Linked DNA regions of Homo sapiens: region 1 is linked to region 2. A link is an interaction called in ENCODE POLR2A ChIA-PET data of the cell type or tissue named here. Cell type or tissue: Panc1. All regions are shown on one strand. Links, peaks and the distances in the headings refer to the core of each region. The heading gives the core; the rest is flanking DNA. Region 1 holds the start of ATOX1-AS1 (ATOX1 antisense RNA 1). Region 2 overlaps G3BP1 (G3BP stress granule assembly factor 1).

Region 1 (5,378 bases), core at 115-5,114, 50 kb after region 2:
ACTCACACAGTTTCTGAGAGTCAGGAATTTGGGAACAGCTTGGCCTAGTGGCTCCAGCTCAGAGGCTCTCATAAAGCTGCAGTGAGATGTTGGCTGGAGCTGCATTCATCTGAAGGCTTGACTGGAGCTGGAGAATCCACTTCCAACATGTCTCACTCACATGCTTGTTAGCTCGAGGGTTCAATCTCTCACTTTGTGGACCTCTCCTTGTGGTTGCTGGAATTTCTTTGTAATTTAGTAGCTGACTTCCTCTAGTGCAAGTGACCCCAGAAATGGAGCAAGACAGAAGTCACAGTGTCCTTTATGACATTGTGATAGCTTCAGAAGCCACATAACCTCACTTCAAGCCATATTCTATAAGACACACAGACCAACCCGAGACATGTGGAATGGGATTACTCAAGGGCATAAATACCAGAGGCAGAGATCATTGAGGCCATCTTGGATGCTGGCTAACCGTACTTAAAATCCTGTGTTCATCCCATTCACAAATCTAGAGAGGGACTCTTACCCTCAATTTTCAGATGTGGAAACTAAGGCACAGAGAAGTAACATATTGATGATCATGCAACTAGTAGTGCCAGAGCTGGTATCTGAAGCCATATTTATCTGATTTCAGATGGTCTCATTTCCAGAGATTTTAAAATAAAGTATTGGTATAAGTAATCCTTGTGTGAAAGCAAAGCAAAAGATCCAGAAGTTCAAACCAGCCATGTCAATTATCCATTGACTCAAAAATAAGTTTTAAGCACCTACTCTGTCCAGGCACTGTTCCAAGTATTAGGAATCCAGTAGTGAACTGAACAAAACCTCTGTCTTCTGGGAGCTTACCTTCAGACCCTTGATCTGTTAGATATCCTAGAGACTGTAGAATGTAGAGCTTACATGAAGACTAGGAGCCGGGGATCCCTTCCTGCCTGGCCTCCAACCCACTGGGGAACCCAGGCAATCCTTTCTTTCCCTGGACCCAGATGCTGCCTCTGAGAATGCGGCCCTTGGATGAAAGCAGAATCACCTGGGGTAATGAGTAGACATAACAGATTCCCCAGCCCAGACCTGCTGACCAGAACCTGTAGTTTTTGCAAGCTGTAGGTGACTCTAGTGCAGAAAATAATTTTGTGGTTCATAAGTGGGCCCACCAGATCAGCATTGCTCAGAGTATGGGGGCCCATCCCTGTCAGAGTTACTGGTGGCCCTGAGACAAAGCTCATAGCTCAAGAATCAGTGTTTTGAAGGTAGGACTGGGAAAAAGCATTTTAAACTAGATCTCCAGGTGATTCTATTTACTATGTGCCAGACACTGCTAAAGGATTTATAGGGATGATTCCATTGAATACAACTTGTGAGGTAGAAACTCTTAGCTACTCTATAGTTGAAGAGACGGGCTCAGAAACAGGCTTCTGATGAGTCTGATGCCAACCAGGTCCTGCCCAGTCTCTCTGTCTTCTGTCTTGACCCTGAGTGGGCCTGTCTGCTGGCACTGTGTGGGGGTCACTCTACAGGGCTCGGGTCATGGTCCCCCTGTGTTTGTTTCAGAAGCACGAGTTCTCTGTGGACATGACCTGTGGAGGCTGTGCTGAAGCTGTCTCTCGGGTCCTCAATAAGCTTGGAGGTGAGTGAGTGGCCCTGAGTTGGGTGCACTTATGCCATGTTCAGATGCATGCAGATGTTGCAGGAGAGACTTAGGGTTAAGCTGATCATAACAGTAAAACTAAAATATATTGAGTACTTAGCACGTGCCAACTACTCTTGTTATTTTCTTAGTGGCTTATGTGAATCACATCATTTAATCCTCACCACGGCCATTTCAGATAGTTTTTTTTTTACTAGCTCCATGTTAAACAGGAGACAGCTGAAGTTCAGAAACATTAAATAACTTATCTGGGATCACATGGTCAGTAAATGGCAGAGCTGGGATTTAGCCAAATTAACTAGTACTGCCAGGAGTAGCTCTGGAGCCATGGCAGTACTAGTTCATATGTTGGTCATCTCCAGTGTGTACTGCATGACACATCTGAGTGTCATTTTCTATTGAATTTTTTTTTTTTTTTTTTTTTTTGAGACAGAGTTTCGCTCTTCTTGCTCAGCCTGGAGTGCAATGGTGCAATCTCGGCTTGTTGCAACCTCCGCCTCCCAGGTTCAAGCAATTCTCTTGCCTCAGCCTTCCAAGTAGCTGGGATTACAGGCATGCACCACCACGCCTGGCTCATTTTGTATTTTCAGTACAGACGGGGTTTCTCCATGTTGGTCAGGCTGGTCTCGAACCCCTGACCTCAGGTGATCTGCCCGCCTCGGCCTCCCAAAGTGCTGGGATTACAGGCGCGAGCCACCCTACGCAGCCTCTATTAAGGTTTTTTAAATGGGGCTGGGCACGGTGGCTCACACCTGTGATCCCAGCATTTCGGAAGGCTGAGGCGGGCAGATTGCCTGAGCTCAGGAGTTCCCGAGACCAGCCTGGGCAACATGGTAAAATGCCATCTCTACAAAAAATACCAAAAAAATTAGCCAGGCATGGTGTTACATGCCTGTACTCACAGCTAATTTAGGGGGCTGAGGTGGGAAGATCGCTTGAGCCTGGGAGGTTAAGGCCACAGTGAGCCTAGATCGTGCCACTGCACTGCAGTGGGGGCAACAGAGCAAGACCCTGTCTCCAAAAAAAAAAAAAAAAAAAGAAAGAAAAAAAGGAAAGATTTAAAAAAAGGTAAAAATTTTTAAAATTTTGTCTTTTTCTGTTTCTTTACTTCAAAAAAAAAAATTTAAATTAATTTTGAATCACTCACATGCAGATTTTTTTTTTTTTTTTTTTGAGATGAAGTCTCACTCTGTTTGTTGCCCAGGCTGGAGTGCAGTGGCATGATCTCAGCTCATTGCAGCCTCTGCCTCCTGGGTTCAGGCGATTTCCGGTGAATTTTTGTACTTTTCATAGATATGGATTTCACCATGTTGGCCAGGCTGGTCTTGAACTCTTGACCTCAAGTAATCCGCCTGCTTTGGTCTCCCAAAGTGCTAGGGTTACAGGCATGAGCCACCGCACCTGGCCACATGCAGATATTCTTAAAGCACCTCTTTTGAACAATCAGTCTCATCCAGCCTTGTCATTTTACAGCTGGGGAAACTGAGGCCCAGAGAGGACTGGGATCTGGTCCTGGGACTCAGTGAGGTAATAACTGAGTTGTGATCAGAGTTTTGGCAATGCCAGTGCTCAGTCAGCCTTCTAAGATTTTTTCTTTTCTTTTTCTTCCACATGAACTATCACACAATCTTCTAAAATTTTCTTTTTTAAAACCCTAAATAATAATGACATTAAGTTTTCAAATGGCTTCCACATGGACGTGATCTCATTAGCAGTCCTCTGAGCTGTACTTTCCATCTTTGGAATGGGGATGTCGATGCCAGTGTCCAGGAGGTTAAGTGACTTGCCCGTAGTCCCGCAGCAAGTCAGTGGCTGGCCTCTAGCCCTGTAAACTGGGATCTTAATCTGAAAGAAACTGAAACAGTGGAAAGAACCTAGCTGCTGACTTGTCATGTGACTGTGGGCCCTTCTTTCTCGGGCCTGGGTTTCCCCAGCTGTGGTATGGGAATGTATATCTTGTATGTCTGTATCAGCTTTTGCTGTTGATGCTTTTTTTTTTCTTTTTCTTTTTTTTTTTTTTTGGAGATGGAGTTTGCTCTTTCACCCAGGCTAGAGTGGAGTGAAGTGGCATGATCTCTGCTCACTGCAACCTGCTCCACTCTGCCCCGGGTTCAAGCGATTCTCCTGCCTCAGCCTCCCGAGTAGCTGGGATTATAGGTGCCCGCCACCACGCCTGGCTAATTTTTTTTTTTTTTCTGAGGCAGAATTTCGCTCTTGTTGCCCAGGCTAGAGTGCAATGGCGTGATCTCAGCCCACCGCAACCTCCACCTCCCAGGTTCAAGCGATTCTCCTGCCTCAGCCTCCTGAGTATCTGGGATTACAGGCTCAGGCCACCATGCCCGGCTAATTTTGTATTTTTAGTAGAGACGGGGTTTCTCTATCTTGGCCAGGCTGGTCTCAAACTCCTGACCTTAGGTGACCTGCCCACCTTGGTCCCCCAAAGTGCTGGGATTACAGGCGTGAGCCACCGTGCCCAGCCTGTTGATGCTTTAAAAATGAAACTGTACAGGAGCTCCTCAAATACAAAGCAGCAGGCTCTGGATGAAGTGGGGATGGGCCTAATTTCGTTTGACAGCTCAAAGACATCTACCCATCCCAGGAACTTCATCCAGGCTGGAGTGCAGTGGCGCGGTCTTGGCTCACTGCAGCCTCAACTTCCCAGGCTCAAGCCATCCTCCCACCTCAGCCTCCTGAGTAGCTGGGACTACAGGACCACACCCGGCTATTTTTTTGTTTTTGTTTTTGTTTTTTGTAGAGACAGGGTCTTGCTTTGTTATGCAGGCTGGGAAACCATATGTTTTGTTTGTTTGTTTGTTTGTTTTGAGAGGGAGTCTCACTCTGTCTCCCAGGCTGGAGTGCAGTGGCATGATCTTGGCTCACTGCAACCTCTGCCTCCCAGGTTCAAGTGATTCTCCTGCCCCAGCCTCCCGAGAAGCTGGGATTACAGGCACATGCCACACACTGAGCTAATTTTTGTATTTTTAGTAGAGATGGGGTTTCACCACGTTAGCCAGGCTGGTCTTGAACTTCTGACCTCAAGTGATCCACTCGCCTCAGCCTCCCAAAGTGCTGGGATTACAGACATGAGCCACCACGCCTGGCCAACCATATGATTTTTAAGGCCCCTTGCTGGAAGATCTGCCTTTAAGCTTCGGCAGGTTTCTGCCCATCTTTTCCTACTGTCCCTGCTTGGGTGGCCTCTTGAGAAGGGTCAGGAGGGTTTTTTGAGTTGCTTATGGCCCTAAAAGAACAGTGGTAGGGCTGAGGAATCACAGACTGATGGCATCCTTGAGCTGGAAAGGCCACAGGAGCTGGCCAGCCCTGACTCCTTCATGTACAGATGAGGTAGCTGAGGCCTGTGAGAAGCAGGACCCTCCTCCCACCGACTCCCTGCCCATGGTCACCCAGCAAGTCAATGGTGAGGCCAGGCCTAGAACCTATCAAGAGTTTTCCTTTCTTTTTGCACTCTTTTGTCAGAGTAAAACTCTGGGTCCTCCCATGTGCTGCTGGGGAGCTGTAAATTGGCATAGCCATTTAGGAGGGCGATTTTGCAATGTCTATTAAACATTCAAAATGTGCCAAATATCTGTTGCCCCACAATTTCCATTCTGTGAATTCATGGTATAACAATATTTTTATAAGTGTTTTAAGACAAGTTCAAATATGTTTACTATAACATTGTGATAGTGGTGAAAAATTAGAAGCATCCTCAATGACCTTTAACAGTGGATTAATTAAGTGGATG
Region 2 (5,378 bases), core at 177-5,176:
AGCACTTTGGGAGGCCGAGACGGGTGGATTACGAGGTCAGGAGTTCAAGACCAGCCTGACCAACATGGTGAAACCCCGTCTCTACTAAAAAAACACAAAAATTAGCCAGACATGGTGACACACGCCTGTAGTTCCAGCTATTCAAGGAGGCTGAGGCAGGAGAATTGCTTGAACCCAGGAGGCGGAGGTTGCAGTGAGCCAAGATCACGCCATTGTACTCCAGTCTGGGAAAAAGAGCGAGACTCCGACTCAGAAAAAAAAAAGAACCAGCAGATTATAAATCAGCTAAGTTCTCACAGTTCAGTTTTTTGTTTGTTTTTTTAATGAGACAGAGTTTCACTCGTCACCCAGACTGGAGTGCAACTTGAACCCGGGTGGCGGAAGTTGTGGTGAGCCAAGGTCGTGCCACTGCACTCCAGCATGGGCGACAGAGTGAGACTCCGTCCCAATAAAAAATAAAAAATAAAAAAAATTGCCACCTTCTCCATAGATTTGGAGGCTTAGAATAAAACCTCATCATCACCAGTGTGAAAAGATGGTACTGTACATATTTATGCAAAGTACATATACATTTAAAATAAAAACTTCATTAATTTGACATAAACTTTAATTTGCTCTTTAACACCTCCTGAGAATTTTGGATAGTCTTGGCCTTCGTTTCCTCCTAACAGAGCCAAAGTAGTTAAGGGGCTACGAAACATTTCAATATATTCAATTTATGCTCTTCACCAGCAATGTAATTTTCTAATTTCTTAAAATGAGTATCTAAGAGTACTTACTATGTGTCGCGGAAGTGTTCTATTCAAATTTATTTATTTATTTATTTTTTGAGATGGAGTCTCGCTCTGCTGCCCAGGCTGGAGTGCAGTGGCGCGATCTCGGCTCACTGCAAGCTCCGCCTCCCAGATTCACGCCATTCTCCTGCCTCAGTCTCCCGAGTAGCTGGGACTACAGGCGTCCGCCACCACACCCAGCTAATTTTTTGTATTTTTAGTAGAGACGGGGTTTCACCGTGTTAGCCAGGATGGTCTCAATCTCCTGACCTCGTGATCCGCCCGCCTCGGCCTCCCAAAGTGCTGGGATTACAGGCGTGAGCCACTGTGCCCAGCTCTATTCAAATTTATTAGCTCACTTAACCTTTACAACAACCCTCTGATGGTAGATACCTACTTTAAGGACTAGCAAACTAAGGGCCGGGGAGGTTAAGTAACTTGTCCCATGGGTCACAACACTAATGAGTGATGAAAGGAGAATACAAACCAAGGCCTCCAGGGAAAAATAAGCTTTGAAACGGTAAGCTACACTACAGTATGTCATACACCACGGCAATCAGTCTTACATAAGCTATTTCTGCTCACACAAAAAATTAGTGAAGGGAGCATAGTAGACTTCTATCAATACCATGAAATGAAGGGTGGCCACTAGGCCTAATACATGCTGAATGATGGATTTATCTACAAAGCCTACTGGACATTTCTGGGTTCTTCAGTGGCTTTGGTGAGATAAACCACTGTTCTCTCATTTCTCAAACAGTATTTTGCAGGAGATGCTTCACAAAAATAAATGGTCAAATAATTTGAAAGATAATGTATATTTGCATACTCAGGTTGACATGTTATAACCACAACATTAAACTATGCAGTAAGGCCAGGTGCATTGGCTCGCACCTATAATCCCAGCACTTTGGGAGGCCAAGGTCAGCGGATCACCTGAGGTCAGGAGTTCGAGATCAGCCTGGTTAACATGGGGAAGCCCCATGTCTACTAAAAATACAAAAAAATCAGCTGGGCATGGTGGCGGGTGCCTGTAATCCCAGCTACTCAGGAAGTTGAGGCAGGAGAACTGCTTGAACCCAGGATGTGGAGGTTGCAGTGAGCCAAGATCACACCATTGCACTCCAGCCTGGGTGGCAGAGAGAGACACTGTCTCAAAAAAAAAAAAATAAAAAAATAAAAAACTTTGCAGTATGCCCATTAACATTCTGGAGAATATCACTGATCTGCAGTATTTTTATTATATGGTTTAAAGTACACAATTTTAATTCATAGGGACAGAAAGCAGATTAGTGGCTGCCAGGGGTTGGGAGACAGGTACAAGGAATGACTGCTTAGTGAGTAAAGAGCTTATGGCTTTTAGTAAAAAACTTTTGGAATTAAAGGTAATGGTTGCACAATAATGTGTTCTAAATGCAATTAAGTTGTACATTTTTAAATGGTTAATTTTGTTATGTAAATTTCACCTCAATAAAAAAGTATAGCTTAGTAAATTAATATTATTTATACACTTGTTCTTCTCTACTACTACAAAAAGTAGTTTTTTGCTAGAGGAAGGGAAGCTTTCTTTGGGGATCCCACAGTAAGATTTCCATTCTACAAATTCTTCTATTATTAGAACGTACAGAGTAAGAGTACTGTTAGTAAGGATGGTTCCAAGTAGGTTGACTATATAATTTATCTTCCAAATCCAATTTATTAACTTAAAGAAGAAGCTCTTAATAGTTATTCTCTAAAAACAGCAGTATACCAAAACTGTCCTGGGCAAACTGGCTCTTATCTTAGTTAATAGTTAGAAGTAGGTTTGTATTTCATCTCCTGTATACCAAAAGCCACCACCAAGGAAAGGTAGTTACGTAAATCTCAGTGCACTGATAACTATTCATTTTCTCATTCTCATAATTCATGTTTTCAAAAACTAAGTTACTTAAACATAAGGTTTGTTTTCCTAAACCCCCAGGCAAGTCTTTTAATAATGGTTGAAAATAATGAATAAATTACCTGAACATGTTGGAATAAACTGCACTTTACATAAAGACCCAGCTGTAAAGATATATTCTAAAGAACCAAAACCCTTTTTAAAAAAAAAAAAAAAAAATCAAGACAAAAAGCTGCTTACCCTGTTGCTAAGGACTTTCTGAACAGGCTCAGAATCATCAAACACAACAAAACCAAAATTGGGTAATTTCCCACCACTGTTAATGCGCAACTCCACCACGTTTCCATAACCTGCAAGTGAAACACATTCTCAGATAACTACTTAGACCATTATCTTTAAACATTACATGTACACAGTCCAATACAGTAGCCACTAGATGCATGTGACTACTGAGCACTTGAATTATAAATATAGCTAGTCTGAATTGAGATGTGCCTCTCATAAGTGTAAAATTATGGGAGGCACATTTGGATTTCAAAGATTATGAAAAAGTGTAAAATATCTCTCACAATATTCTTACATGTTGAAATGACAATGCCTTAAGTTAAATGTTATTAAAATTATCCAGTTTCTTTTTACCTTTTTTTTTTTAACCATGACTACTAGAAAATTTATAATTACATATGTGGCTCATTTTCTATTGCTACTGGACAGTGCTAGAGAGACACTAGATGAATTTAGTGTTCAAAACTCAATAACCTACTTTGAAAGAAATCTTTAAGCTCTGATTTGTCCACTTCATGAGGCAGGTTGCCAATGAAGAGTTGGTGACTGTCAGGGTGTCTCACCATTCTTCGGGGTTCAATGTCACCTTGCTCACCAGCCTCACGGACTTAAAAGGAGACAAAAACATCAATGAAAGACAAGAGAAAGAAGACATCTTTCAATGACTGCTCACATTCAATAGTTTTCCCTCTACACTAAAAACAGGTAATTCCATCAACCCTACAATATTTTTATTTTAAAGTATATAAATATCAACTGCCCTCCCAAAATAAGCTCTCACCTCAAAATCCCCCAAACGAGAAATCGCCCTTCTGAGCTCTTACTTGGTCTGGGTCCCCTTTGGGGAGGAATATTTATTCGTTGTTCTCGCACTCTTTGATCCCGCTGAGGTCTTTGTGGTGGAATCTGAGATTCAGGCTTAGACTCTGGACGGGGCTGAAAAATTTTAAGTTAACTTTTGTGTTAAAACAAAGCAGGCTTATCCTTTTTCTTAATGAAGTTTCTTAGCTAACAAGTTTTAAACTACAAAATGGACAATTCCCTCACAAGAAAAATCATTAAAAACCATCTTATACCCTTCTCTTCCGTCCTATATGTCAGTTCTGTTTCTACATTGATTTGGGTTGGTTTTTTTTTTTTGAGCCAGAGTCTCAGTATGTCGCCCATGATGCAGTGCAGTGGCACAATCATGACTCACTGCAGCCTCAACCTCCGGGACTCAAGCAATCCTCCCACCTCAGCTTCCTAAGTAGCTAGGACTACAGATGCATGCCACAAGGCCCAGCTAATTTCTTATTTTTTGTAGAGACAGGGTCTCACTATGTTGCCCAGACTGGTTTCAAACTCCTAGGCTCCAGTGATCAGCTGGCTTCAGCCTCCTAAAGTGCTGGGATTACAGGCATGAGCCACACTGCACCTGACCAGTTTTCACATTCTCTAAACCTCTGTTGAATCAAATTACCACAATAGAAGTAAATTTGCCTAATGTACAAGTTTTATTAGGACCTTACCTGTGAAGCTGGTACTTTAACAACATGAGGTGGTATCCCAGTAACTGGAACAGCTCCACTGGGTGGAAGATTCTTACTGGTCACAGATGCCCAAGAAAATGTCTAAGGGAGCAATACCAACATTACATAATTATACCAGGTATCAAAACAATATAAAAGCTACTAACTCTTGATTTCCTGTACAGAACAAACGGTAACACATTCTCATAGGCAGGATGGAGTTTATATATATATATTAAGATTCTTCTCTTTCAGCTATTCAAAATTTAGTACTGAAATTCCTTGGGACTGATGATCAAGTACCAAGCAAATCCGAGAGGCTTAGGTTCAAGAAACTACTCACTTTTTTTTTTGAGACAGAATCTTGCTCTGTTGCCCAGGCTGGAATGCAGTGGCATGCACACAGCTCATTGCAGCCTACATCTCCTGTGCTCAAGTGATCCTCCCACCTGTTTCCCAAGCAGCTGAAACTACAGGCATGTGCCACCATGTCCAGCTATTTTTTCTTTTTAGTAGAGATGAAGTCTCACTATATTGACCAGGCTGGTCTTGAACTCCTAAACTCAAGCAATCCTCCTGGCCTCAGCCTCCCAAAGTGCTGGGATTAAATGCGTAAGCCACAACGCCTGGCCCAACAAAAGCTACTTTCATTCAAATCTGTGAATCAAACAAAATTCCCTCTCCTCCAAAATCAGCTCAGCTCTTCCTACTGTGATTCCATCCAATCCATTGTACAAACATCGACTCAATTACATCAATTGTAGAATCATCATAAACACCTTTCTCGCACATTTAAAAATCGCCAGAACCTGTTATTCTACCTAATTATTTCTTTTCCATTTCCACTGCCACAACTCTAATTCAAGCCATCATTCTCTCTCACTAGGGTTACTATAATAACCAACTAAGTGGTCAGCTGGTCCAGCCAAC

The links. ChIA-PET counts read pairs that join two places held together with the same protein. Peaks named below come from ENCODE experiments on the same cell type or tissue, not always from the same donor. Only the 100,000 strongest peaks of a DNase experiment are listed, where the experiment ranks them.
Region 1: POLR2A ChIA-PET joins it to region 2 with 12 read pairs; 5 of 35 experiments call an interaction of 5 or more read pairs at or near these places.

What each region holds. Positions count from the first base shown.
Region 1 is chr5:151,747,938-151,753,315 of GRCh38, reverse strand. It overlaps ATOX1 (antioxidant 1 copper chaperone), which reads left to right. Exons shown (of 4, transcript NM_004045.4): 2 at 1,537-1,612. It overlaps ATOX1-AS1 (ATOX1 antisense RNA 1), which reads right to left and starts at 236. Exons shown (of 4, transcript XR_007059008.1): 1 at 7-236. RefSeq lists an enhancer at 3,397-3,646. In Panc1, for the core only: no CTCF peak of the experiment used is centred there; no DNase peak of the experiment used is centred there; H3K27ac peaks cover 694 bases.
Region 2 is chr5:151,798,384-151,803,761 of GRCh38, reverse strand. G3BP1 (G3BP stress granule assembly factor 1) reads right to left here. Exons shown (of 12, transcript NM_005754.3): 8 at 4,449-4,550; 9 at 3,762-3,873; 10 at 3,416-3,544; 11 at 2,893-3,002. Among named protein-coding and RNA genes, the nearest start is that of G3BP1, 29 kb to the right of the region's middle. In Panc1, for the core only: no CTCF peak of the experiment used is centred there; no DNase peak of the experiment used is centred there.